Regions from separate parts of the Mus musculus genome. Here region 1 is linked to region 2. The links are chromatin loops, found by intact Hi-C in ENCODE. Cell type or tissue: left cerebral cortex. All regions are shown on one strand. Links, peaks and the distances in the headings refer to the core of each region. The heading gives the core; the rest is flanking DNA. Region 1 holds the start of D5Ertd615e (DNA segment, Chr 5, ERATO Doi 615, expressed). Region 2 overlaps Cd38 (CD38 antigen).

What was found. A loop is a pair of places that touch in the nucleus more often than their neighbours do. Peaks named below come from ENCODE experiments on the same cell type or tissue, not always from the same donor. Only the 100,000 strongest peaks of a DNase experiment are listed, where the experiment ranks them.
Region 1: it touches region 2 in a loop (3-fold over the local background); 3 of 42 quality-filtered maps call a loop at or near these places.

What each region holds. Positions count from the first base shown.
Region 1 is chr5:45,416,974-45,432,170 of GRCm38, forward strand. It overlaps D5Ertd615e (DNA segment, Chr 5, ERATO Doi 615, expressed), which reads right to left and starts at 7,427. Exons shown (of 6, transcript NR_131933.1): 1 at 7,263-7,427. In left cerebral cortex, for the core only: a CTCF peak has its summit at 7,517 (motif pointing left); a DNase peak (open chromatin) is centred at 7,500.
Region 2 is chr5:43,884,118-43,899,314 of GRCm38, forward strand. The region is part of intron 1 of Cd38 (CD38 antigen); the gene reads left to right. Among named protein-coding and RNA genes, the nearest start is that of Gm16015, 18 kb to the right of the region's middle. In left cerebral cortex, for the core only: CTCF peaks have their summits at 8,439 (motif pointing right) and 10,136 (motif pointing right); DNase peaks (open chromatin) are centred at 8,456 and 10,145.

The sequences.
Region 1 (15,197 bases), core at 3,796-11,795, 1.5 Mb after region 2:
CTCGTGACCTTGTCATAATTTGAAATGCATGAAGCCCATCTTGAAGTCTCTCCCAAATCTTAACAGGGCTCCACTGTAGGACTCAGTCTCAAACAAGCAAAAAACGGAAAAAATATTACTATGATTTAGACATTTATGACCTTGCCAAAATCCATGCTATGATTTATCCCAACATTACAACATTAAGAGGTAGTGCCTTGAGGAGGGACTTTGTCCTCGTGAATAAAATAAATGGCATTACCAAAGGTTGGAAGACCTGCCTGAGCCCTTCCTGCCATGCTGTCTTCCACATGAAGACACAAGGCAATGCTCAGGCTTGGAAGCAGAGAGCCCTTCCCAGATACTGAAGTTCTGGCAGCAAGATCATCAATTTATAAGCTCCCAGAACTGTAAGAAATATATCTCTATTATCTACCAACTATCCAACCCTGATTGTTTTGTTATGGCATCATTAATAGGTTATTATATATAGGTTGATATATGGGTATATTATATAAGATGAATTCTATTTTTAAGATATTACCTCATTTCATTACCACAAGGCTCCCAGGAAAAAGGAATTGGTCTTCTAACATGAAATACATGAAACCTGAAGCTGAAAACATCTATAAACCTTTCCTAAGTATATGGCTAGTAAATACTGTGACTCCAGAGACTGGCCATCCCTCTACTAATCAGAACCAGCCCATAAATCCATGCAATCTATATTTTAAAAGAAGAAATAATGTAGTATTCACTTGTAACTATAATTTGATAACCAGGACAATCCCATTGTCCCGAGATCATTCCCAAACCCAGAATGGTGTCTACTGAGTAGCTTAAAGTCAAGCCCTGAGAGAAGGGATAGGATTCCTTCATCATGTGGCATCTTTGTTTTTTTCTAGGACAACTATAACCTATCTCCAGATATATATATATATCTCCTTCCTGGCCCTAAGTTATTATTTACTCTTAAAACATAGAAAGTGGGAGAAAAGAAGCTGGTATACTCGGGGCTGGGTATACAGAGTACTCTGCTAGAACTTAAATATGGTATCTTTAGGTTTTGATAAGCTCAGAAGGGAGTGGCTAATCTTCCAGGTTAGAGATAAGGAAGTAAAAAACGGAGAGGAGAAGTAACCTGCCAGAAGTCACACAGAAACCTGAGGACTGGAGAGGTGAACTCTCATCTATCTCACAGTGCAATTGTAGGTCCTTTTCTGGGATCTAAAAGCCTTAAAGGCAGCAATCACCCATAGGCACAATGTCAATCACATGGTGAAACTGTCCATAATCAGTTACTAAACCTCTATGGTTCTCAATCCTTGTCATGCTGCCTCGACAACATTAGATTTATGGGAGATTCTGCCTTATGCTCACTTTCCTATATAACAAGAGCATACTCAGCAATGTGCTCTCTGGACTCAAGGTTCTATTCTACTTAGGAAAGGCTATTTCACTTCCTACACAGACAACCCATCCATGAATGCTACACAGGAAGACAAGACACATTGACCATTGAACTGTCTTGTCCTCTAGGAATGTGACTTCCAGCTTGGAACCCACAGCTCAGGAAAGTACCTAGCCACTCACAAAGCCTTGATAGAGGGTCAAAGAAAACCAGGAAAAACAGAATCCCTTCCCTATATTGTCATCCTCTCCATATTAATTTTCTTTATTTCAACTTTGTTATAAAATCAAGGAAGGCTTTCTGGGTAGTGTGAGACATGCATTAGACAGCCCATAATGTCTAAATGTTCTAATCCACTGATCAAGTCAGTAAGACATCAATATAAGGTTTCTTTTTTTTTCCCCAAATAACAGTAACATTTAATTAGAGTTTAACCTGGTTGCCTGCTTTCACCTAATGACGTACAAGACACCACAGTTCCCTGAAACAGGAAAGACCTACATCCAGAACAAATGCCATATGTCATAGAGCTGAACACTGCTGGTGACTAATTATAAATCTCACTGTCATTAATTACATACTTTTCAAGTAGCTTGGGGTTCAGCAGGATTTGGGTCCTTCATATATGATACCAAGTTAGGTGGCATCTTTCCCAGGCTATCACGACTGCTTTGTGACGATTACTTCTACTGAATGAGACCCCCACACTCATCCCATGAATCTGTGAAATGACTCATTATGTTTCTTCTAAAATTACAAAGAGAAGAAAGCCTAGCATCACCCCCGGAACACAATAGTTCTTTATAAACTGTAGTTATGCGCATAGTGAATGCTTACACCCTTAAAATAGTTACCTTATTTCTAATTATATGTCTATCTGTGTGATGGGGTGGAGGGTGATGACATGAGTACAGGTGCTCAGAGGTCAGAGAGGTCAGAGATCTCTCTGGAGCTGAGTTTTAGGCAGTTGTACAATGCCCAACATGAGTGACGGGAACCAAACTGTGGTCCTTTGAAAGAGCATGTGACTTCTTAATTGCTGAGCCATCTCTCTAGCCCCAAATGTTATAGATTTTTTTTTTTACTTTTTATTGATTTTCTATGAGTTTCACATCATGTACCCCAGTCTCACTCATCTCCCCAGCCCCCCATATCTTCCCTCTCTCTGCCTTTGCAACCTCCCTCACAAAAGAAAATAAAAACCAAATAAAGAAATAAAACAAAGCATAGAAAACATCTCGTGGAAGCGGTAGTGTATCACAGTGTGTCCCACAGTGTATCCCTCTGTCCACACATCTCTACTTGCAAAAAATTCGTTGGTCTTGTTCAAGGCCTCTAGCTGCTGTCATTAGTGGATCCTCATCCAACTCCTTCCAGTTTTCCTGTTGTTGCCCTGTGTCATGGAGATCCTGCAGCGTTGGATCAGCAGGACTGGCCCTTTCACATGTCCCAACAGTTCACAAATGAGATAGATTTTAGGGCGGGCCAACTCAGAGCCCTGGATCTGGACCTGGGTGGTAATGGAGGTGATCAGTTCACTGGCCTCTCCCTTATCTGCAGCACCAGGGCAAGCTCTCCAGCACTGCTGCAGCCAGCTCCACAGTGCCGCCTACAGGCAGAGGGCAGGGTCAGCTCTCCAGCTCTCTTGATCTTGGGGTCCAGATCACCTGCACCCACCAGAGCCAGCTCCACTGTGCTGCCCAGTCAAGGTGTGGGCCCCACTCTCCTGAGTGCTGGAACCAGCAAGAAGCAGGGCCAGCTCCACTCTCTCACGCCTTCAGGGCTGGCTCACCCTTGCCTTCAAGGCCAGCTCCACTGTGTTGCCCAGGTAACGTGCAAGGTCCACTCTCCCTAGTACTGCAGCCAGTGAGGAGCAGAGTAACCTCTTCTGTTCTCATGACCACTGAGCCAGCTCTCCCAACTGCCACAGGGGCGGGGCGGGGGGGGGGGGGCATCACTCCATGCCCATGCCATATCACAGTAGACACGTGGTGGGAAAAGCTCTCCCTCTTTCTTGAACTAGGAGCTGACTCACATACTCCCAGCCCTCATACCCTCCCAACCCCACCACCACCCCACCCCACCACCAAGGCCAGCTCTACTGTGCTGCTCAGGCAAGGGACAGGGCCCGCTCTCCTAAGTGTTGTACTGTATGTACCAGAGCGGGCCAGGGCCAGTTCTGCACAGTCCTTGGACATCCATGTGGTTTCAGGCTGCTCACACCAGGGATGCCTCCATGTCTCTAGTAATAATATGAACCACGGACCAACCCCTGCCACTGCCTGACCACAGACCCAAACACGGCCCTCAGCACTGGCTGGGACTTCATCACAGCCACAGGTAGCAACTCTGGCTATTCAAAACAGAACGCTCAATCTCTGCTTCTCTTTCTCTCCCACGTGTATATGTAGTAATCCCGCTGCCAGCGGGCCACACAGTAGGCCTCTGGGTGACCTCCTCTGCCCATACTATCTAGCAGGGCAGCAAGCAGGTCTCTGTATGCCTACAGTCTGCCCATGTGGCATGGCAGTGGGTGAGTCTCTGAGAAGTTTTTTCCTGCCCACACTGCATGGTATGGTGGCATGTGGGCCTCTGTGTGTCTTGGCCTACTATGCCATGCAGGAGGCGGCAAGTCTCTGGGTGTCTTTTCCTGCTTACCCCAAATGTTATAATTATACATGTAACCATTGCCATAGCTGAGGTTATACTAAACTGTATAAACTGGGGGAAATCATCTTTCTCGCTTTAGCCTCCTGAAGTCAATCATCCATGACATCTACTAACTAGCTCATGCCACACACACAACTGGATACTTGCTCAGTGCTAGGCACAGCTTCTTTAGACAGTGACCTCAAAAAAACCTCCCTCTTAGAGATTTACAATGCACATATTAGAGGCTCAGAGAAGCTCTTCAAGGGATAGTTCAATACGTACATGTATACAATCACACACATACATTCATACATATATGCATGCAATCATACGCACATTCACAATTATACACACATACAATTATATATTCATATACACAAATTTATATATACATGCATACCTGATAAATAATGATAAAAAGATAACAAATGGTGCAGATTTGAGGCATAGACAATAGATATAGATCAACTCATAGATGATATGGATTAGATATTAGAGATAGATGATAGATGACAGGTATATGGTAAATACATTGATAGAAAAAGAGATGATAGAAGATGACAGATGATGATAGATGGATGGACGGATAGATAGATAGATAGATAGATAGATAGATAGATAGATAGATAGATAGATAGATAGATAGATTTGGGTATTTTTCTTGGCAGTGATACCTTAATGTCAAAGCCTCCTGGTACCACCATGACATAATGGTATACTAAGGAACACTCTTGGTCATGGCATAGAAGATACTCTTGACCAAGATTCTCTCCCTAACTACATTTTAACCAAGTTCTGAACTCTTTCCAGACTGTTTATCAAGCTTGGCACAAAAAGACTTGAGAAAAAAAAAAATTCACTTCCATAGTTCCTAACAGTTCAAGGCTATATCACCCTCGGCCATCTTACAGTGCCTGCCAGAGGAAACTAGAAGCTTCCAAAAGAGTGTGCTGCCTTTTGGAAGAGTCTCTGAAGATAGGGCTCATCTCCCACGCTCTGTGAAAGGGAGGGGCCTGACCTCATTAAGTGTCAGTTAGCAAACCTAGATAGGTTGCACAGAGACCAAGTCCTCCATCCCACACTTCATAAACTGTCACTGTCCAGACTCTCCTGCCCCTCCCCCTCTATTCCCCTCCCCCTTCATCCTTCCTTGAAAATATCTAGCCAGCTCTGCATGAAGTTCCGTTTTTCACCCATTATGCTAGCCTGTTGCTGACTGAATCCATCCTTAACACTTCAGTGTCTGGTTTTGTTGATCTTTGATACCCCATCAAGAGCTATTCTCCACACCAAACCACCATCAGGGAACAATTATCCAGCTTGACCCTGAAGGATCAACTTGATACAATGCTGAAGTCCTGGCAAGACTTGAGATTAGCAGATCCGAAGCAGGCACCAGCATACGTGTTGCAAATTCCAGAACTCCCTTGGAGCCACGCAGAGTTGACTGGAATTCTAGCTGGCTCTTTCAAGGCCAATGTATAGTGTTTGTGGATCCAAGGGTCACGGTAAGGACTCCTGGGTTAAAGTGAGAGGAAGACCCAGGCTCCCCCGATGTTTGGCTCAGGTTTGCTCTCCAGCTTGCCTGTGTCTGTGTCACTTATCACCATGGGTGCTCCTCTCTGTCACTCAAGATACAGATAGAGAAATCAGCCTTCCCTTAACCGGGGAGAGGAGGGGAGCAGGAAGAAAAATTTTAGCCAGCAGGAGTCCGTCATTTCTTTGAAGCACATATGATGTGCCTGTGCGTGAACACACACACACAAATTTCCAAATAACAGAAAAGTTGCATGGCAAAAATGAAACCCTCCGGATAAATCATGAGCATGCCAAGTGTGCACAGCCTTGATCCACCTCAGCAAAGCTGAGTGCAGCCATTACTCTAAGTCTTCTCAAACCTTCGTGTGGACAGATCAGCTCTTTGCACCCTTAACTTCCAGGTTTAACTCCAGGTCACCAGTTCCCCGAAAGGGGATCTCATGACATGGCCTACACTTACTAGTAAGTGATTTCACTTTCAGATACTGAAGTCTTCCTCTGCCTAAACCTTATCCACAAAGGTCCCAAAAGAGTGCAGAGTCCCAAAAAGGCCTTTAAGGAGGCAGCTGTGACATAAGGCAGTATTTGCTAACCTTTACTTGGAGGTGTCCCTGTATATTCATCCATGTCTACTGTAAGATAAAATAAGGCCCCCAATATGTAAGGGGCCTGATTCCTGGAATCTAAGTGTATGATATTACTTCACAAAGCGTCCTTACACATATGATAAAATAGGAGATAGAGGGGAAGATGGGGAGGGGGAGGGGAAGAGAGGAGAAGGTAGAGGAGAGATTTCTGCTAGATTTCCCAGTACCAAGTGTAAGAGTCGGAGTTTACCTGTAGGCCCCACTTATGCAAGGTCAAGATAACTTTCTGGAATACTGGAAGCTGTAGTTCTTGGGAATTAACAAGCCATGCATTTTGACTCCCCTGAACAAGTTTACTTAATTTTTTTTATACCAGATGTATTTGATTGGATGTAGGCAGAAGTCACATAGGCAGGAAAATATGTCAGGATATATGTTAGCCCCTGGTTTGGAACTAATGGGAAATGCAATGAATTGTGGGTTTTGCCTTTTTAAGTCCTTGAAAAATGTAACTTGTGGCCATTCCCTGGGAACCCAGGAGTAGACCTGGCCAGAGTCCTCTACCTGGCCAGCATTTAATTAAAGCTTGCTTTAAATTTGGTTCAAAATTGTGGAACTGAATTTTTTTTTCTCGAGAATCTCAGGGTGGACACAAGCTTGACACATAGTAAGTACTCAATAAATGTTAAGTGGGCCTAAGCTAGGGTCACTTACCATTTTCTAAGTATGGAGAGTGACAGAACCTATACCAGGGGTGCTGATACAAATAGTAGGGGACCAGGTCTTTCCCTGGGGCTAAGATATGTGCTAACATGGAGGCTACTCCCGTTGTCTGTGCTGTGTTGTGTTTCTCTTTCAGGGACTTTAAGGGCCTGCTCGAGCGATGGCTTAGAGCAGTGGCTGTGACCCTTGAATACAAATCCTCCTGTTGTGGTGACCCCAGCCATAAAATTATTTTCGTTGCTACTTCACAATTGTAATTTTTCTGTTGTTATGAATCATAGTGTAAATATCTGTTGTGCAGGATACCTAATGTGCAACCCCGAATGGGCTGCCACCCACAGGCTGTGAACAGCTCATTTAGAAGCACCTACCTTGAGAGGTTTAGGAAGTGTCTGCTCTGTAGTCAACCAATTTTCATTTCGGTGAAAGAAGTAAACATGAAGGATGAGGGAGGGGGAGGTACATGAACAAGAAGGCGGCAGCATGCACAGCAGTGGTCTCCAGCACTGGCAGGTGGCTTGTCATCCTATGTCTGCACAGAGTCTGAGTCTAAGGAGCCTTGTTCCTTACGGAGTTGCCCAGCACCTATGTGCATCTGTTGCCGACGCCTGCCCCCTTGTGGAATTGTTTCAAACTGCATACTGCCTTCAAAATGCTCTTTTCTTTTCTTTTCTTTTTTTCTTCTCCTTTTTATTGGATATTTTCTTTATTTACATTTCAAATGTTATCCCCTTTCCCAGTTCTCTGCCCTAGAAAAACCCCTGCCCCCACCTCCCCCTGCTTCTATGAGGGTGTTCCCCACCCACCCACCCACTCCTGCCTGCCTCCCTGCCCTGGCATTCCCCTACACAGGGCCATTGAGACTTCACAGGACCAAGGGCCTCTTCTCTTATTGATACCTGACAAGGCCATCCTCTGCTACATATGCAGCTAGAGCCATGGGTCCCTCCATGTGTACTCTTTGGTTGGTGGTTTAGTCTCTGGGAGCTCTGGGGAGATCTAGTTGATTGATACTGTTGTTCTTCCTATGGGGTTGCAAACCTCTTCAGCTCTTTCGGTCCCTTCTCTAACTCCTCCATTGGAGACCCGGTGCTCAGTCCAATGGTTGGCTCTGAGCATTCACCTCTGTATTTGTCAGGCTCTGGCAGAGCCTCTCAGGAGACAGCTATATCAAGCTCCTGTCAGCAAGCACTTCTTGGCATCCACAATAGTGTCTGGGTTTGGTAACTGTATGTGGGATGGATTCCCAGGTGGGGCAGTCTCTGGATGGCTTTTCCTTCACACATTGTCTCCATATTTCCTCCTGTGAGTATTTTGTTCCCCCTTCTAAGGAGGAGCGAAGCATCAACACTTTGGTCTTCCTTCTTCTTGAGCTGCATGTGGTCTGTGAATTGTATTTTGGGTATTTCAAGCTTTTGGGCTAATATCCACTTATCAGTGGGTGCATACCATGTGTGTCCTTTTGTGACTGGGTTACCTCACTCAGGATATTTTCTAGTTCTATCCATTTGCCTAAGAGTTTCATGAAGTCATTGTTTTTAATAGCTGAGTAGTACTCTACTGTGTAAATGTGCCACATTTTCTGCCGCAGACCCTCTGGGTGCAGATGGGCAAGGAGTTGGCGAATGACAGACAGATCAACACAGGAGATTGTGTAGAATCTGAATGTAATTTGTCAAGTCAAGCATCAAACTTTTTATACAGAAGAATAGCAAGAAACCAGACGAGATACAATCCACCAAGTTACAGTGACATAATACAAAATGAATGTATACATCAAAAGAAGGCAGGGACCAGGTCACTGCCACTGAGAAGGGAGCCAGGTGTAAAGCTAGTCTATTGTTAAGCCCACCTCCAGGGGTTCTACTTTAGCAGACCTCCTCATGAATACTGCAATACCACAACCCCCCTATCCTGGGCCCTGATAATTTCTTGTGTGAGTGTAACTTTTAAGTATCTGTGGAGAATCTCCATTTGTCAGAATTCACCAACTTGCTTCTAATATGCAATGTAGCCAGTACTAAAGATTTCTATCTCAGTGGGATTCCCTGGCTCTTTCATGGCATTCCCTTGTTTGGGTGAGATTTGCTACTGTCCTTAGTAAATACTCTGCAGACCAGCTCTGAGCTGCTGGTTCTGTCTTTTGTAATGCTTAATTAGTTACTGAATAGGTAACTTCCTTACTGCATTCATACCGGATTCCAAGCTCAGCTTCAAGCATTTTCTAGGACATTGGAACACTGGCAAAGGCTTAACTATGTCAGAATTCAATCTTTAAAAGCACTTATAATAAAATAATACTAAAAGAGAGCACGTGGATCTATACACCAGACTAACACGGGGATAGGGTATGAGTATACGGGTTAATGAGAACGCCAAAGCTCCAGGAGGTGAGTTTCTGTGAAACTCTTTGCCTCATGAGTGCTTCCAGGCCTCTCGGCCTGCCAAGCAAACTTCACTGGAGTGTGCGTAGCAATTTTCTGAATCCATTCCTCCATTGAAGGACTTGGTTTCAGTGGTCCAGTGTGCCCTGTAAACTACAAGATAAAACTACTAGCTAAGTGCATTTTATGATGTGGTCTTTGCCACCTGAGTCTTCCTCCTCTTTCTGCATTCCCTCAAGCCTGTATTCTCCCAGAAGACTTGTCCATGGTTCCTTGGTAATTCAACAGAAGATTCTTGGGAATCAGTCTAGAGCTCAAAATTGATGTACTTCCTTCCCAAAGCCATGTGACTCTGCAGCCTAACCTCTCTTACCTTCTTCCTCATGTGTGAAATAGGTTCTGCTATCTAGGGTTATTGTAGATTCAAGGAGATTAAACAGAAAGCTCATTAGGGAGACCATGAGCCTCCAGTGCCTAGCCTGTGGGTCATTTACAGACCCATGATCTCTCTCTTTCTAGACTAAACAGCTATGAACCACCACATGACTGATGAAGCACTCTCTGCTGACAAGATCTTGCAGTCTGATGAGACAGGAATTCAATATTAGCAAACTTAACAAAGACAGTTGTAGAGTTTTAAGATAGTTTACATTGCCACCACCCTCCAAAGAGGAACAGGAAAGATAAAGGTTGCAGGCGAACTGAATTGAGATAGAAGGTCTGAGGGCAGGAAACCCAGGAAAAGAAACAGGGAGGCAGGGGAGGCAGGGGGCCAACACATCCCACTATCAAGTTGGGTCAGTGCTGGGCAGTAGAGCCTGGCCCTTAACCTAGGTTGTGATGAGTCCCCCAGCACCTGGATCAGCAGACAGCAGTAGAGCTGCCTGTCAGCTGTTTAAACTTATGTGTGGATTTAAAGCACTTTGATGTCCCACAGTCCAAAGGATTCCTCAAAGGACAAACCCCAGAAAGGCTAATGAGAGAAGGTGAAACTGTCCTAGTAGGGCAGGTTTTACCAGTCATTCATATATATAGTCGTACCTCATTGCACCTGTTTTCTCATCTGTAAAATGGGAGCTAACAATGCCTATTCAATAGGGTCATCGTGAGGATGGAGTAAATGGTGAGGAGTTAGAACAGTGACTCCTCAGTACACCATGACCCACAGTAGTCACCAGGCATTGTCACTCCTGAGACTCACAAGTAAAAGAAAGTGTCAATCAATAAGTCAGTATTCATTAACATCAGGGTGCAGATAAATAAGGTCTGCTATTGTTCATCAGCCAGCAAGAAAAATGAACAATACATAACTGAGGACAAATAATTAAATGAGGAGAAACTGAATAAATCATATTTCTCCAACAGAAGACAGTACTGGGGATCAACTTGTGTCTAAACTTAGGGAACCTCCACAGGAGTGGGAGAGATGGCTCATCAGGTAAGAGCACTTGGGACTTTTCCAGAGAACTCAAGTTCGATTCCCAGAATCCACATCAAGTTGCTCACACCCTTCTGTAACACTGGCTCCTGGGGGATCTGGAGCCTTCTTCTGGCCCCTGAAGGCACTGAACTCACTTAATATATACTCTGATAGACAGACAGATAAACACACACACACTAAAAAAAATTAATAATTCTAGAACTGACTCTGCCAGTATTGGGTAACCTAGCTGGGGCCGTGCTGGAGAACATGCCCTGGTGTTGTGGATAAGGGAGAGCCCAAAAGCTGACTACCTTGGGTACAACCCAGCCCCAGATGCAGGGCTCTGAGTTGAACTACCCCAAAGCTGTATCATCTATGAAGAGTTGGGATGCGTGAAAGGGCTAGTCTTGCTGATCCAAAGGTTTCTGCATCTCTACTACACGGGGCAACAACCGGATAGCCAGGAGTCCCAGTGCGGATCCAATATTGATGATGTCACAGAAGCCAAAAACCTTGACTCGTTGCAATGAACATTTGTAAGCGAAGATGTGTGGACAGAGGAACATACTGTGGGACACACTGTGACATACTACAGCTTCCATGATGACATGTTTTTATATGCTGTGTGTGTGTGTGTGTGTGTGTGTGTGTGTGCTTGTGGGGGGAGTGGGTATGAGGGGATGGGGAGATGAGCAGGACTGGGATACATGATATGAATGAAATTCACAAAGAATCAATAAAAGGTTAAAAAATTAATAATTCTAAAATAAGACTTCCTATGACCAGGGTCCCTAGCTCATGTTGATGTTTGCATTTTTCATCTAGCCTTTTCTATCTATGCTACTCAGTATTTCACTGAATCTATTAACAGTTATTATATAGATTCACCATTACTCAGAACATAGCCAGCCACACCCTGACCCACTAGCCATGACAGGACAGCAATGATTTCAGTAATGGTGAAATCTTCATGATGACAGAATGTTTTAGTGTGATTGGAATGACGTCACCTACATGACATGTGTGATGAGGACTTTCTTACATCACTAAGAATTATCTCAAACAGATCCTTAATAGCACCATCATGTATATTTTTAACAGAGTTGTGCTAGTTAAGTGCACTACTTACTTGCAGTCTGATAAGAGTGCAGTGCCCTGAAAGCCCGGCTGGCTGTTGCTATGTGATGTAGCTGTGTGATGTGGGCAAGATTCTCTCTTTTCTAGGACTGGGGGTTGGGAGGGAGACAGTAATTCTCCATTCTTTGCTCTCCTCAGCAAAACAGACAGAGAAACAGAAGGTCCCTTCCTGAATCTGTGAAGACTGCAGAATACCCATAAAGTCGATCCTATAACAGGTAAATGTTAGAGAAATATTAATGTGGTGGGTATTTAACAGCATCCGACTGAGGGTCTTCGGGGTTGTTCCTAAGATTTCAGTAATTTATGACATAGGATACGTCCATTACCAGCCTTTGTCCTAGTGACTGGTTCTTACCTACCATATACTGGAATTATTAGCTCAGATGATGCAAGAAAAATGAAAACATACAAATAAATTTTCACATGAATATTCATAGCAGCACACTTCATAATGGGCAAAAGGCTACAGGGACTCAAATGTCAACCAACTAAAAAGTGGACGTGATATATCCATATGAGATGTTATTTGGAAATAAAACTGAGTCACTAAACTAACCAGTACCCCCAGAGCTCATATCTCTAGCTACATATGTAGCAGAAGATGGCCTAGTCGGCCATCACTGGGAAGAGAGGCCCGTTGGTCTTGCAAACTTTATATGCCCCAGTACAGGGGAACGCCAGGGCCAAGAAGTGGGAGTGGGTGGGTAGGGGAGCAGGGAGTGGAAAGGGTATAGGGAACTTTCTGGATAGCATTTGAAATGTAAATAAAGAAAATATCTAATTAAAAAAAAAAACTGAGTCACTGAAAGCAAAGGTAGCTCCATAAAGAAAGCTTATAGCTGTGGTTACATTAAAAATAAAAATAAATAACTCAATGGTATACCTCATGGTTTTATATAATCGAGAACAAGCAAAACTCAAAGCAGTATATGCAAAGAAATAATGAAAGTTAGGGAAAAATTAATAAACAGGGACTAAAAGAACAAATATTTTCTTTCATATGGGGAAATAAATATAGGCATAAATATATATGTCATATCAAAGGAAAGAGGTATTACAAAAGGAGGAAGGGATCTAAGAAGAGGGGACAAGAGGTTAAGGTAAAATTTCTCTTATATGCAGAATATAGATTGATTTATATATATATATATATATATATATATATATATATATATATATACATATATATATATATATGCACATATAAAACATGTGTATGGGTCTCCCTTCTCAGGGGTCACTGACCACTCACTCACAAAGGCAAAGGGACCAGAAGTGGCAAGCAGAGTTCAAACAGCTCTAAGTATGATGTAAGGACCTCCAGAGAGACAGCCTCAGTCAGACAGCTCTACTCCGGGGTAGAGTATATAAGGGGTTGGAGAGTTATAGGTGGGAAGGGTTAATTATTGATCATAACACAGTTCTCAATTATCATTATTGGGAAAGGCTGAGTGGGACTTATGTGCTGATCCATGCAGCGTTTGCAGGAAGCTCTATGCGGGGTCCAGATAAGGTCAGTAGAGAAGGAAAGCAGAGTTCATAGAGCTATCCAGACATGGTGGACTGCTACCTTAATAATAGGGTCTCCCAACACGTGCATATATATAATATACATGCACATGGCATGAAGATAGAAGGGTACTATTTGAAGGGAACCAGGGAGAGTGGTGGGCGACTGAGCAAGGTGCAATGACATTCATGTACATAAATGTCATGAAATGCATTGCTTTGTATGCTACCTAAAAACATGAATAAAAATGTAAAGACCAGTGATAGCTGTCAATAAAGCAAGCAAGAGGAGCTGGGTTCAACCCCCAGCACCACGTGAAAAGCTGGACACAATGGTGCACAGCTGTGATCTCAGGGCTGGGAGGTGAAGACAGGTGGATCCTGGGCTCACTTGCCAGCTAATCTATCCCTATGAGCGAAGCCCAGGTCCTAGATGTTAGAATAATACCTGAGGTTGATCTCTGGCTTCCATATGTGCACACACATGCTCACATACCAGCTCATACATGTGTACTCACACACACACATGTGTATGTGCATGCATGCACACACCACACACATACACACTCACAAACACACACACACAATGAGCTGTTGATACACACTATCTCATGAAAGGCACAACATTCTGAGCGCGTGAGTATGCCAGACCATTAGCCTACATTTGTTTCATCCTTGGAGATGATTTTGACCTTACCCTATTACTGAAACATGCAGAGTCTCAGGCTTATACAGAAATAAGTGGAATAACTGAATGCCAACGCAGAACCCCTTCCTCAGACTACCTAGTTCTCCACCCCACTGCTGTGGGTGAGTTAGACTCAATCTCAATTGCTTACTTAACAGACCACAACAGGCACTTCGTTAGCAGTCTACAGCCATGCCATGCAGCTCTGACCATTCCCAGAAGCTGTGAAAAAGCTGGGCTTCCAGAAACTCACAGGCTGACCTCCCAGCTAGCAAAACCCATTTTGAGAACAATCTGGCTGAAAATGAGCACCTAGGGGAGACACACTCCAGACAGGCTGACGGAACCTGAAAGTTCAATAAACCAGAATCCAAAGCCCATGTATTGTATCGACTCCTCAATAAACTTTAGCAGTAGAGCCTACCTAGGAACAACGCAGAAACGAAGCCTGGTAGACACGTCTAGATTATATGCAAGGACTAAGTTCACAGACCCCATCCAGTAGGAGTTAAAGGTGTCTGTACACCAATTCCTCTACTCATATAAGGCTCACTTGTCTTCTCAAACCTGATACTGTCCTGAAGCTTCCCCTCAAGATCCCAATGGAAGTTGTCAGTAGCTAATTTCCAGCTCTCAATAGCCTTCTCAGCAGCGTTTAACACCATCATCCACCTCTCCTTGACATGTTTGTAATGAGTTTTGGTTGCTTTAAAAGCCCAGTTCTGTTCTGTGAATACAGTTCTTGTTTTAATCCCAGGAGTAGGATAAGAGGCTGCTTCCCATCAGGTGACTGTGATTTGCTTCCTGCACTAGCAGAGGTGTGATCTTTCCCAGCTGCATATAATTTAATTCTGGGAACTCTGGAAAGGATACAAATGAGAGCGCCTCAGGGGGTAGCTCTAGGAAGCTGCTGTTCCTCCTTGCTGTTGTTGCCGCTTGAATAGAAATTGGTGGTGCACGCCTTTAATCCCAGCACTCGGGAGGCAGAGGCAGGCAGATTTCTGAGTTCGAGGCCAGCCTGGACTACAGAGTGAGTTCCAGGACAGCCAGAGCTACACAGAGAAACCCTGTCTCGAAAAACCAAAAGGAAAAAAAAAAAAAAAAGATTATGCTTGCCTCAAGGAACCCAACACACCTGATCATTAGAAAATAGTCTATTTTG
Region 2 (15,197 bases), core at 4,374-12,373:
CTGGCAACCATGATCTGGGCCCTTTCACATCTACCAGCAATCAAGAAATTGTCCCACAGATGTGCCCATAGAGCAGTCTAATAGACATAGTTCCACACTTAACCTCCCCTCTTCCAGGTATGTGTAGCTTGTTGACAAAACTATATGACCAAGTTGACAAAAACTAACCAGCACAGTGATCCAAAAATCTATTGAAATTATTAGTCTAATAGCAGGAAAGACTCAAGATATACACTTCCGTGGGTACTACCCTCTCCTTGGCACTGTTGAACTAACTCTCTCTCTCTCTCTCTCTCTCTCTCTCTCTCTCTCTTTCTCTCTCTCTCTCTCTCACACACACACACACACACACACACACACACGTCTCTCTGTCTCTGCTGTCTCTGTCTCTCTTTCACTTTCCTTTCTCATTATATCTATCAACCAAATATTAAGAAGTAATTTCTGTCTTTGGCACTTATATATGAAATTCATAGCAAAACTGATCATCTTGGTTCCTGGGAGTAAGCTGAATTACCCATCAGTGTATGGAAGTTGGTGAACACTCCTTGGGAGTTCTTCAAGGACAGAGGCAGAAAACAGATGGTAGAGATTTAAAGTCACAAGGGGATGCCGAGGCTTAGGTAAGGACAGTAGATTGTATCTGGAAACTGCCTTCTTGCTGTAACCCTGTTTTCAAAGGCATTCTGGACTGTAGGGGTCTGAACACATTCACAGCTGAGAACCATGTACTCTGCACTTGCCAAGTTACCTTTTCCTCATTCTTCATATTCCAAGGGGTTCTTCTCCATCCTCATTTCCCCAACCTCAAGCAGTATCTTTTGTCAGTCTCTTAAGGGTAAGAAAGTTACATAATGGACATTTAAAGCACAGTGAGATGTCCCTGAACGTTAGGGGCATCTCTTATTGTTCAATAATACAATAGAGAGAAATCTGCCATCTGTGTCACAGCTTTCTTTCTGTGTTTAAAGAAGTAGCCAGTTACAGAAAAATGGTTACAAAAAACACCTCCCTTAACTTCTTTCCCCTTTTCTCAGAGAGTAATCCTGCCCTTTGTTTCTCTCACAGCTTTCTAGAAGGGTTCCCAGCACAAGGCAGCATATGATCTTGTTTTCAACGTCTTTTCTCACTTCCCTATTCCTCCCCAGTTAACAGTGGTTGCTTCGATGAGCACAGCTGGGTCTCACTTTCACAGTCAATGGACCCACAGTTAATACATTTACTGTCCTCTAGATTCACACCCAGGGACATTTGTGGTGTTTTCATATTTGCAATATTTCCTAAGTAATGCTTAAGATAAAGTGTGTGTGTGTGTGTGTATTAGAATTCTAAGAGCAAATTTGCTAAGTTAAAACATATATTATTTTTTATTTTGAAAAACCCAAAGCCCTATTTCTCTTCACGGGGCTGTTCTCTTCTCAACACAGGGAGGATTCCTGTCTCCTCACACCCTGCCTCTTTCAGGGGCCCCTGTCTTGCTGTTCAGCACTCTGGTAAGAGAAAGTACTGGCTCCAGCTGTTCTTAATTTGTGCTCCTTGCACACTTTCACTCTGTGGAATTAACTATTCTGCCTTTTGTTTTTTTTCCTGGTGAAGTATATCTTACAGTCTGGATGGCATTTATCTATGTACAAATATGAGCCATAGAATGTACCACAGTTGCTTCCACTGGCTTCTTAGTTTGCTAAAACTAAAACAGACACTTACTAAACACCGCTTCAACAATAGAAATGTACTTCCTGGCAGTCCTGAATTCTGGGAGTCAAAAGTGAAGATGGCTGCAGGGGTGACTTCTGGAGGCTGTGAGGAACTCTGTTCCATGCCCTTTTACCAGCTCTTGGGATCTTTAGACATTCTTGCATGGGTTCAAGGAGTTCTGTTAGTCTTCATATTATATATTGTATTCTCTCTGTACATACATGTTTGTCTTTATAGCCAACTTTTCCTTTCTGTCTCTGTCTCTGTCTCTGTCTCCGTCTCTCTGTGTGTGTATGCATATGTATGTGCATGTACCTGTGAATGTCTGTGTATGTATTGTGTGTGTCTGTTTGTGCTCGTGTCCGTATGTGTGTGTGCATGTGCTCGAGAGGGCGTTTGTGTCTATATGGCCAGAGAACAACACTGGTTGTCTTTCTCTCTTGCTCTTCATTTTATTGTGAAGCAAGGGCTCTCACTGAACCTGGGATTTTGGCTAGACTGGCTGGCCGCTGAGGGCTGTGGGCTTCATCTCTGCTCCCCACATTCAGCTGTGCCTAACTTTTACGTGAATGCTGAGGACTTGAACTCAGGTCCTCAAGCTGACAGCATGCACTTTACCCACTGAGCCGTCTCCTCAGCCTCAGTCTCTCAGCCATATGGAATGTGGAACTGTCTCAATGACTTCATATAAAGTCGATCATCTACAAAGATGGGTTTTAGCAGTGTAAAAAATTTTCAAGCTAAAGTATAATTACATCACTTTCTTTCCTTTCCTCCTTTCCCACTACCATGATCTTCCTCTAATATTCATCTCCAATTGACAGCCTCTTTGGATGAATTCACCTCACCCTTGAATGAGCCCCCTAATTGATTACCTAATACAAAATGGTCATTACTGAAATAATTTAGTCCCAAGCCACACTAAATGTGCTCAACAGGTATATATAAAGAGAGAGAGGGAGGGAGAGAGAGAGAGAGAGAGAGAGAGAGAGAGAAATATTCTGTGAATATCTTATTTCCAAATAAGAATACAATCAGAGATAGTGGGGTAAGGTTTGAACATCTTGGTGAGGACGCAGTTCAACCCACCACACTGGGTATGCCAATTAAATGTTTTGGAGCTATATTCAATAGAGCTCAAAAAAAGACTTTAAGTGAGAGATGTATAATATCTATATAATGAGATACCCAGAAGTGTGGTGACTTCAGGGTTAGCTTAGCGGATCAGTGAGAGTCAGGCTCTTTGTTTCTAGTCTTTCATCTCCTGGGGCATCTTTTATCCTCAAGCCTTTGTCAAAAAATGGCTGCAGCAATTCTAACCACTGTGTGCTCACATAATCACATCTCGAGTAAAAAAGATCAGGAGGACTGGCATTCATTTTGGGACTCCTCTCATTCCATAACAATGTCTTTCCAGGAATCCTTTCTTCACTCTTCTGCATTCTCCTTAAATTTCGTTGGCCGGAAGTGGCCTGCATGGCTAACCCGAGGCGTAAGGAGGTGGTTCAAGAAGTGTTTGATATTCTGAGATCTTCTGTGGAGACATGTTATCCAAACAGAGAAGAGGGGTGAAGACATTTGTTTGGTTAGGGCCAGCTGTGCTGGGCATGTCACATGTGGACACAGCACTGAAATGTACTCTCCACACCTGCAGAGTCCAGTCTCCTTGCACGATCTCTCCGAGTGCTCTCTGGACCGGTGACACTGGCTTTGGCTCCATTTCCCTGATCGCTTAGGCCAGCTGATCATCTTCTATCCATTCACTGGTCATTATGACTTCTTCTGCTTTGCCCGTCTTACTACTGAACAGTCTTTTTTGTTTATATGTTCAACTTCCTATTCTCTTGTCAATAATATGGTTACAAGCATGTTCTCTCAATCTGTGCCTTCATTCTTGACTTTATGGAACCCTTTATCCTGAGAATCTAAATGTCATTGAAATTTATATTTTCTCTTATGTGTGTGCCTTTGTGCCTTGCTTGGGAATGTATGTATATATATGACATTATGAAAAGAAGGGGTTTAAAAGCTGTAACTACTACTTTTCATAGCCAAGTCTTTTAACTATCTGGAATGCGTCCCTGCGTATGGTGAAACTAGGAAAATGATTTTATCCCCACCCTCAGCTGTGTAATCAGCAACATGAATGCTATTTATTGAATATTTGACCTTAACCTAGGGTTAGTAATGCCACTTCCACTGTCCATTTAAGTTCCGATTCCAGTTCCCATGTAAGAAGGTAGATGTGGTTGCTTGTGATCTGCTGTCCATCAGAAGTCAGACCGAGGAGTGGGAAACAGAGCGTGGGACAAATAGGTTCCACAGGACTCTGCTCTGGAATGCCGGGAGTATTACAGCTCCTTAAAAGAGGGTAAAGCCGTACGGCAGTCTGTGTGGGGCAGGTAGCAGGGGCAGAGAGCCCTTGAAAGCGGCAGGAGTGCTGATGTAAGCCTCTGTGGGCAGCGAGAGCCTAGATGCCAGTCCAAGATCCAATAATATGATGAATGCTTCTGGAGAGAGAGCTCTTCCCAAGTGTTACAGCTCAGTAAAGACAGCCAGTCTCAGATGATCCTCGGGGAAAATAACTTGTGCATTTTCTTCCATGTGGAGAGGGACTATAAGAAGCTTGGGGGAGTGGGACAGGATTTGAGAGGTGGGCGTAAATGTTTCCTATTGGCTCAGTTTGAGACGTTGGTGATGCTCTCATTGCATGGGGAAGGACTCCTGGTGCTGCGTTATGTGACTGACTGCCCATCTTCCTCTCAGATAGGTGTTGTGATTATGTATTCCAGAGCAGGTTCCGAGACATGGAGGAAGCAGCTCTGCTCCCGCTGTCTCAGATCTCGGAGCATCGCGGGGTGTAAGCACACCCCACCGCACCAGTTCTTACGCCCTTCTGCTGGCACGGCCCACTTGCCCTACAGTTGCATGTACCCATACCGGAGCTGAGGGGAGTAGAATCTGGGGTTCACTGAGGTTTGCTGGTCAAAAGCTTAGCTCTATCTAGTTCAGTGAGAGATCCTGTCTCAAAGGAATAAAGTACAGAGTGACAGAGTGGGACACCTCTGTGTATGTACAAAAGTGCACTCATCAGCACATGGGTATGGGTATACACTTCACACACCCATATGCCACCCTTGCATATGCACACACACATACATACCTAATTTATTATAAAAGTTGGTTTCTTTTTATTACTAAGTCAACTGTGTCTGTATATGATAATTTGTTTATCCATTTACTGGTTGATGGACATTTGGCTTATATTCACATTTTGAATATGATGAATGAAGGTACTCTGGACATTAATGTATAAATTAATATATGGTCATATAGTTTCATTTGGAAAGGCGGGGGTTATCCAGAAATAAAGAACTGGACTAAATGGCAGATGGATGCCTGACTTTTGGAGAAACCACAAAACTGTTTTGAATAGTGCTGGAGATAATTTGAAAGGTAAGGATATAGTTTTAAAGAATAATTTTTTGGAAGGGATAGACATGGTTTGAGTATATTGCCCAAGAGCTTGTCCTCAAAGCTTAGCCCTCATTGTGGTGACATAGTGATTGGAAAACCTTTAGGAGACAGGGCCTGGTGGAAAAGAACAAAGCCATTAGGATACGATACACAGAAGAGTGCCCATCTCCTACCAAGGGTTAGTTCCTGAAGTGAAGTTATAAAAAGAACAAGACTCAGGGTTGGCATGTAGCTGTGTCTGTAGAATGCTTGCCTAATATGTGCTAAGCTGAGGGTTGATCTTTAGCACCTCATAAAACTTGATGTGGTGGAATCCCAAAATTTGGGAGACTGAGACAGGAGAATCAGAAGTTCAAAACTGTCCTCAGCTGCCTAAGTTTACAGCCAGCCTGGGCTACATGAAAGCTTGCCTCAAAAGCAAGAAAAAAAGAGAAAAGAGACTTTTTCTGGACTTGTTTCTCAGGATGTGATCTCTTCCACATAGATCAGATCAAGTTATACTGTACTGGTGCAGTATCAGTGTATTCTATAAATTTGCATTCGTGACATTGGGAATTTTTAAGGGAAAATGATAAATAGGTTTTGGAGAACACAGGAATTTGAAGAGATTACAAATGACTGACACAGAATTGCTAAACCTCAACTTTTTGATGCTTCTGATGTACACTTTTGGGAAATTTTCCAACCAAACTGAGGGCTGATAAGGAAGCTTGGTTATTATCCTAAAGGAAAACATGCTAAGCGTTGAACTGGCCAAGAAAAACGAGGGCACAGAAGATGGATTTGGACCTGCCGCTTCCTCCATTGCATATTTGTACTATATTTAAGTGAAGGCAGTGTTCTCCCAAATGAATTTTTTCAAGCTACAGTATTTGACATAAATGGAAGAAAAGCAGATCCTCCCTACCCATGCCATTACATGTGGAAAGCATGCAGATCTTGGCACAACTTCCTTCCCAATACTTCAAAGGTCTTGTCTCAGTCTTTCTCTTCCTTGGGGAACCAGGAGGATCTGTCACTGTAGAGCACTTCCTTCAGTGTAACATGTTGTGTTCACTTAGCATTTGTCACAACCCTCCTTTTTGCTTTGTGCTGTTGTCCATGTTTCATCTTCCAGTACTTCTAATGAGCTCATCACCATCTCTCCTTTGTCCTTGTCACAACCCTATTCTGTTACTTCCTTTGGGTGTCTTACAGGCATTTCAAGTCCCTATTCTAAATGGAACCCATGGTCAAGGTGACTTCTGCTGGAAGCGCTTTTCCAGTTGATGGCCTATTCATCCTTCTAGTTACTGACTCTATAATTTCTCTAACACCATATATTCACACATACTCAGTCCACTAGAAATCCACAGTGAACTCAGAATCTATCGCCTTTTCTTATTTTTTCTTTTCTCCCCTCTGCCTTCTTCCTCTCCGTCCTTCTTTCCTTCCTCCTCCTCTTCCTCCTTCTTCTCTTTGCTCCTCCTTCCTCTTTCTTCCTCCTCCTCCTCCCCTTCCTCCATCCTCTTCTTCTTCCTTCTTCTTCCTCCTCTTTCCTCTCTTTCTTCATTTTTCAAGACAGGGTTTCTCTGTGTAGCCCTGGCTGTCCCGGAACTTGCTCTGTAGACCAGGCACACCTTACAGGATTAAAGGTGTACACCACCATTCTTGGCTACTTTTTTCCTATCTTGACTTATATCTTCCCTTCCTCCTCCATGGCTCAAAGTCGGATCTTTGTGTCATGAATACTGATCTACCTGCTTTTGTCCCTACTTCCTTCAGAGTACAGCCTGCAAAGAAGGGCATTCTGATATCTCCTATTTCCTGTGCACAAAGTGTTCTGTTGCCTCTAATGCCACAATAGATAAAAGTCCATGGTGAAGGTCAAATTTGCCTTTCTTTCTTTGTTTCCATCATCTCCTTCTCACTTGCTTTGCTCCAGCCAAATGGTTTCTTGTTAACACATCAGATGCTAGGGCCTTCTATCCAGAACATTACTCCATTGGAAGTTACTACTCTAAGGCTCTGTCTCCCTTCAATTCTTTGTTCAATGTCATCTAATGTCCCCACCTTATATACTGTTAAATACCATTTGCTGTCCACCCCTAAAGCTCTTATCCTAGCCATTTCTCCCTATTTTCACACAAAATTGTAATATTCTAGTATGTTCCACAACTTTCATAGGTTTTTTTTCTTGTTCTCAGTTTTACCCTCTGCACCTAACACATGGTAGAATTTAACTAAACGTTTTTCTTTTTCTTTTTAAAAAATTTTTATTAGTTATTTTATTTATTTACATTTCAAATGTTATCCCTCTTCCTTTTTTCCTCTCTAAACCACCTCTCCCTCCTGCTTCTATGAGGGTACTCCCAACCCACCAACCCACTCCTGCCTCACTGCCCTAGCATTCCCCTTTGCTGGAGCATCAAGGTTTCATAGGACCAAAGGCCTCTCCTCCTATTGATGCCAGATAAGACCATCCTCTGCTACATATGCAGGTAGAGCTCTGGGTCCCCCCAGGTGTACTCTTTGGTTGGTGGTTTAGTCCCTGGAAGCTCTGGGGGATCTGGTTAGCTGGTATTGTTGCTCTTCCTATGGTGTTGCAAACCCTTCAGCTCCTTCCGTCCTTCCCCTAACTCCTTCACTGGGGAACCTGTGCTCAGTTGGCTGCAAGCATTGGGAAGGCTCTGGCAGAGCCTCTCAGGAGACAGCTATATCAGGTTCCTGTCAGCAAGCATCAGCAATAGTGTCTGGGTTTGGGGGCTGCATATGGGATGGATCCCCAGGTGGGGCAGTCTCTTGGTGGCCTTTCCTTCTATCTCTGCTCCACTCTTTGTCCCTGTATTTCCTTTAGACAAGGGCAATTCTGGGTTAAAATTTTTGAGAAGGGTAGGTGGCCCCATCTGTCAACCAGGGGCCATTCCTCACCTCTTGATATGGTCTCTACAGGTTCTCTCTCCCCTTTGTTGGGTATTTCAGCTAATATCTTCCCTGTCAGGTCCTGGGAGCCTCTTGCTTTCATGGTGTCTGGGACTTTCTGTTGGTTACGCCTAGTTTCCTATCTCCCATTGCTACACACCTTTGTTCAATTTCCAGACCCTCTGTACATCTCCCCCCTCTTCTCCCACACCTGATCCTGCCCCCCTTTCCCCTCTCTTACTGTTTTTCAAATTTGTGATTTAGCTCTTTCTAGGGACACCTTCAACCTCAAGAATTTTCTTATATAAAGACCCTGCTTAGAAAATCCTCATCGCTTCTTTGCATCTCACTGATCACCCATTTCTCCCACAAGGTGGCAGTCTCTACTTTAAATATAGGCTGTAGTGGCCTCAAATTCAAGACTCAAGCTAGTCCCTGCAGAGACAGCTTGACCTGGTAGACCAGCTAGCTGGAAAGTTCATAGACTGTGAATCCTTATCTTAAGAGCCAGATGTGTTGAAGGAATGGTAAAATTTAGGGTTTGGGAGCCTTCCACAGGAGTGGCACATTATAAAGGTAGAAATGTGGTTCTTATGGGAGTGGTGGCAGTGACATTCTAAAACCCAGTGAAAGCTGTCAATATAAAAACTGGGTTTACAGACCCAGAAAGACATATATAGTATGTACTGGCTTGTACATAGTTGTAAAATAAAGAATAATCATGCTACAATCCACAAAACTAGAGAGGCTAAGTAATAAGGAGGGCTCAAGGGGTGACTCATGAATCTCCCTGGGAAGGAGAAATAGAATAGATATCAAAGGTGAGCTGGAGATGGGTAAGTATGGGAACAGGATTAGGTCAGGGTGAAGATGAAGGGAGAGGGAACCTGGAGAGACAACTGAAATTGGGGTGCATTTGGGGGGGGGTGAGATAGAAACATAGTACAATGGAAACTCCCACAAATCTACAAGAGTGACCCTAGACTTCTAATAAGGGAAGATATGGAACCTGAATCAATCATCTCCTGTAACCAGGCAAGACTTCCAGTGGAGAGATTGGACCACCAACCCAGCATTTGACCTACAATTCTTGCCTACAAGATGTGTTGGGTAGAGGTGGCACAGAAATTGTAGAAGTGGCCAACCAATGATTGGTCTAGCTTCAGACCTATGCCATGAGAGGGAGCCCAGCCCTGACACTGCCTAGAGGGCCAAAACCCGAAGGCTGGATGACCAAGAGACAGACATAACCAGGAAAAAAGCAAAAAATGATATTCTATGATATTCTGCTATACTTGTATGAAGGAGAGAGGCTCCATCCAGTAAGTAGCTATGGAAACAGATGCAGAGGCTCACAACCTAACATTAGGCAGAGCTCAGGGAATCCTGTAGAAGAGGGGGAGGAAGATTGTAAGAGTCCGAGGGGACAAGGACACCACAAAACTAACAGAATCAACTAACCTGGGCCAGTAGGAGCTCACAGAGACTGAACCAGTGATCAGGGAGCCTGCATGGGTCTAACCTAGGCCCTTGGCATATAGTTATGGTTATATAGCCTGATCTTCTTGTGGGACTCCTAGCAGTGGGAGCAGGACTTGTCTATGACTTTTTTTTTTTTTTGCAAGCTTTGGGGACCCTTTTCCTCCCACTGGGTCACCTCATCCAGCCTTAATTTGAGGAGAGGTCCTTAGTCTTATTGTAACTTGATATGCCATGTTTGGTTGATGTCTCTGGGAGGCCTGCTCTCTTCTGAAGGGAAATGGAGGAGAAGTGGAAGGGGGTGGTGGAAAGGCCTGGAAGAAGAGGAGAGAGGGGATATAATATATGAGAGAAAATTTAATAATAATAACAACTGGATTTAACAATCATATATATGTTTCCCCTCATTACAAGACCTTACCTTTTCCTTCCCTGATGATATTATTCTAGCATCTAGGCATGACCGTTCAGTACTAATCTTGAACATCTCCTGAGACCTAGAATCATATGAATCACTTTTTTTTCTTCTAGAAGCAACTCTATTAGAAACATAGGTGCAAAGTTTGGATTTTCCTGTAGGGGGCAACATTGTCTAGCAAAGACAACAACATCTGGCCTGCAAGGCAGTTCTGGAGCTAGCTAGTTGGCCTTGGACAAGGCTAAGCTGCTCTGAGCTTCTTTACTTCTAAGTAAGAGACATAGAGTCCTCTGCTGGCTGGTGTGAGCTTTTGATGTGAGCATGAGTCATTGGTATCTTGGGCAGTGTTCCACTCACAGGAACATTATGGCACGGTCACAACTGTCTGACCTTTCCTCTGTTGCTGTTTTCTGCCTTTGCTCACCTGGAGTCAGCCAACCTTGAAAAACTCAGAGGAAAGGGAAGGCATGAGAGGTAGTGAGTGGTGGGAACAGAACAAGTGAAGCTCTGTTGGCAGGAGCAGAGGAGTAGAAAAGAGGATGCACGCGTTGACCTCTAGTCTTGACATGTGGGCTAACTTACTCTATACCAAAAACTGTAGGACTCCATTTTGGAAAACAAGGAAAAAACCTGCCCTCAGACTAAGATTCTTCTTCACCAGGAAAGTCTTTGTTTCAGCAAGTCAAGAGGCTAAGAGGGGCTTCTTATGAAACTTCTGTCCAATGCACATACTTATGAAGGCATCTCAATTGTCATGGGCCTTTGGATTCTTTTGTATCCCAAGATTGCTCATTAATGTCTAGACCAGTGGTTCTCAACTTGTGGTCTCAATCCCTTTTCTGGGGAACAACCCTTTCACAGAGGTCCCATATCAGATGTTCTGCATATTTGATATTTATATTATGATTCATATTAATAACAAAATTAGTTATGAAGTAGCAACAAATTATTTTATAGTTGGGGATCACCATAACACGAGAAACTGTATTAAAGGGTCGTAAAGGGTCGCAGCACTAGGAAGGTTGAGAACCACCTGCTTTAGAGCATAACCTAGGACCACTGGGAGCATCCTATAATTGTGTGGGTTGGGTTTGTTGCTCTCTGTAAGAAGGAAACATTCACAGCAAAGGTTCGTGGAGGGGGGAGTTGGCTTGGTTTTAAGAGTTTAAGGGAAGGTTCAAGGAAGCTGGCTTTACTTGAACAGTGTCATGGAATCAACAGGATGAGTCTAATTCTCTGATATGAAATCTTGAAAAATTTTTCTCTACCGGGCTGGAAACAAGATGAAGGCCTAGGTTTGGATAGTTAAGATGCAGCAATCACTTCAATCAGCCAGGTACAAGGAAGGATTCGGCATCATTTCTTCATGTTTGTGATTTCTTTTTGTTTTGTTTTTGTCTGTATTCACATTGCAATCTACCATTGCTTTATCTGATGTTGGTGTTGTGTCAAACTGCTTGTGGTGAATTGAAGAGACTTCAGATGAGGATCGGGTATGAGGTCACATTGTTTGTGCTCTCTGAATCCAGAGCTGTTTGTCCTTCATCTCCCAGCATCTCCACGAAAACCCCTGTCCATTTCCTGTCCTGGGGAGGAGGAGCTAAGGCAACTAGCTTTGCTACCAGCTCTCTTACTCTGGAGAGAGATGAAAAGAACGAAAGCAGGGAACTGTCTCAGTCTCCTTATCATCTGGATGCTAGGGACCAAACAAAACCTTATTTCTCTAGGCACTTAGCAGGATGCCCTTGAGTATATTATACTTATAGCATCAGTTCCAGAAAATGTATTCAAAATCTGTAAAGTATGACGTTCAGAAAATTCAAACAAAGTGAAGAATTCTGGGAAAAGAAAATGAAATCTTTTTTCTTCTGGCAACACAAAGAATCAGATGACTTTAGCTTCTGTTCTGATCTAAAAAGCATACACCTTACGCAGGAAAGAAAGGGGGAACTCAGGGACCTTAGTAGAGTGCACCATCTGTTTTTCATTTTGTTTGAGATCTTTCATTTCCTTTCTCCTTGACCTTACTGGCAAAGTCTGGGCCTGGCATCCCTCTGTGGTTTGTGTGTGACTTAACAAGGACATATTTTAAAGTTGGAAAAGAAAAGTTCATTGTAAAAGGTCTGTAGTCCTCCTTCCTTTCACATCCTTGGGCTTCAGGATGAGGGATGGACACCGAGGACAGAAACGGTTTATTTGATAGCATCCTAGACATGTAAGACTTATGGCAACCCCCCTGGAAAATATGCAACAGAGGAATGAGACAGCCTACATGCACATTGACTGATGGTCAGACAAAGCGATACTGTTATACAGTGAAATGTTGTTCAGCCTTTAAAAGGGAGGAAATTTAATACATACGTGGAGGTTTGAATGGGAATGACCCCCACAGGCTCAAATATGTGAATTTTTGGTTTCCAGTTGAACTATTTAGGAATGACTGGGAAGTGTGGCCTTATTGGAGGCGTGTCCCTGGGAGTGGGTTTTAATGTTTCAAAAGTCCATGCCAGACTCAGACTCCCCCCCACAAACACACCCCCACCACCCGCTCCTTGCAGATTAGAATGTGCATTCTTAGTTACTGCTCCAGCGTGATGCTCTCTGTCCTCTGAGACTCTCCCTCTGAAACCCTAAGCAAGCTCCCAATTAAAAGCTTTCTTCTATCAGCTGCTTTGGTCATGATGTAACCTGATCATAGCAGGAGCGACCCTAATTAAGATGTAATATAGCTGGGAACATCATGCTAAGTAAAATTAGCCATTTACAAAGATTCCAGGTTTGTGAGATGCCTATCAGATTGAAGGAAATAGAAAGAATTGTGGTAGCCAGGGACTGGGTAAAGGAGGGGTGGGGTGTTAATACGGATGAGTTACAAACATCCTGACTATTTACCTGGACACTTAAACAGAGTCAAGCAGAAGGTGCATCTCAGTGGTAGAGCACTTGCCTAGCATGTGTGATACTGTATTTAGTTCCTAGTACTAAACAAAACAAAACAAAACAAAACAAAACAAAACAAAACAAAACAAAACAAAACAAAACAAAACAAAACTACCCAGTACTGTTAGGTGTCATAGTCCCAAAACTCATAAATTCTGTTATTATAACCAAAGTAGAGTTTGCATCTTGATGATTGCAAACTAAAGACAAGCACAGCTGAGAAATAAGATCAGAGAAAGAGTTGCTGCAAGCAGCAGGCTCAAGAAGAAAAGATAGTAGACACTTTTGAGGCATGCTTAGGTAAAAATTGTGAAGCATATTTTTGCAGGATTACAGTGGTGGATGAGAACAATTTTGGGGGTGCTCACCTTGAATCATAAAGATGGTAACCAGTATCACTTGGCATGCTCAACTGTCTTTAAAGAAAGAAAAGTTTTAGCTGGAAAAAGGAAAGGATATTTTAAATGTCTTACTGTAGAACTTTGCCCCTAAAAGTTAGATCTTAACATTATTTTTAATTTGTTACAAGGTAAAAAAAATTCAAATACATAGAGAAATTTAAAAAGTATTAGAAAACAAAACAACAACAACAATAACAACAATAAACGAACAAAACAAAACATTATTTCCTGGAGCAGCCAGGAAAAAGACACCTAAGTGCCCAGAGCTACTCCCCTGAGTGAATATGTGAAGAACAGGGGAAAGAGGGAGAAGAGAGAGTACTTAGTGGAGAGACAGAAGAGAGGAGGGTGGAGCTGAGCAAATCATGTACTGTAGAGAGAAGTGGAACTGGATAGCAGTTAGAAACAGGCAGACATGAGGAGCCATGGTGATGTCTGAGCCCGGGTGCTACCAAGGGCCGTGTCTGCTTCTGTGGCACTGCTCCAGCCAGAGTCTGTGCTGATGTCTGTGGCCAGAGTTAACACCAAAGACCATGAGGATGTCTCTGGCATGGGCTGCCACTTAAGGCCCTGTTGATGTCCAAGCACTATACAAGGCTGGCTCTGCCTCTTGCCTAGGCACCATGGGAGAGCTGGCTCTGGTGCTGGGGATGCTGAAGAGCTGGTCCCAGTAGGATGAGTGTGGGAGAGCTGGCCCTGTGTCCCTCACCAAATGCAGCACTCAGATCCCCACATCTCTTCCCCTGGGCAGCACCGTATAACTGGTCGTGGTAATGAGAGCAAGGGTGAGTGGCCAGAGGGCATGTGAGCAGGAGAGCTGGACCTGCCCCTGGCTTGGTTAAAGTAGGAGAGTTGGTCCCAGTGGTACATGTATGGGAGAGCTGGTGAGCTGACCAACTCAGTTTCCACCTAGGCCCAGATCCAGGGGTCTGAGTTGGCCCACCAGAACATCCACCCCATCTATGAACTGCTGGAGCAAATGAAGAGGCTGGTCCTGCAGATCCCGAGCTGTGGGCACTCCATGACACAGGGTGACAACAGGATAACTGAGAAGAGTTCCAGTGAGGGTCCAATATTGATGATGTGACAAAAGCTAGAGGCTTTGGGAAAGACCAATCAATGACTTATTGCAATGAACATTTGCAAGGAAAGATGTGTGGACAAATGCGTATACTGTGGTATGTGCCATGACAGGCGGCAACTTCCACAGCAAGATTTTTATTTAATTCATTTTATTTTTTGTTCACTTTTGGGTAGGGGGAGGCTGCCGGACTGAAGGGTAAAATGGGTGGGTTTGGAATGCATGGTGTGAAATTCACAAAGGACCAATAATTTTTTTTTAATTTTAAAAACTGTACTTATAATGTATGCAAGATGTTTTTGTTATTCTCTGCAAATTACCAACTCTTCCAAGAATCAAGTCTTCCAAGTCATGTTCAGCAGTACTACTCCAGTCTCCTCTCCTGAGCAGACAGCCCTCCTCCAGTGGGTATCTTGAATCTTTATTACTTCTTGTACTGGAATATAAGACCTAAGAGAAGCATAGAAATAATTTGTGAAGGACGTGAGTTTCAGCACTTAAATAAGAGTTTGCTGATGAGAAGGTCTGCTGTGTGGCAGGGTCTCAGGGCAGGATAACTGCTCTTTCCCACCACGCTTCCAGAAGTGGAAAATGTTCTCTCCTTCTTCCATCTTCTTCTGTTTCAAGTCCTGCAGATGCTCCAAAGGAAAGACGTAGAGATTTTTATGACGGTTGGGACTTAGAACAGAGAGTTCTTGAGAAGGCCACTGCATTAATTACCAGAAAGAAAACATAAACCCTGGAAGCCGGGAAGCCGCCAAACGTCTATTTTCTCAATTGCCTGTGATGGTACTCTATAAAT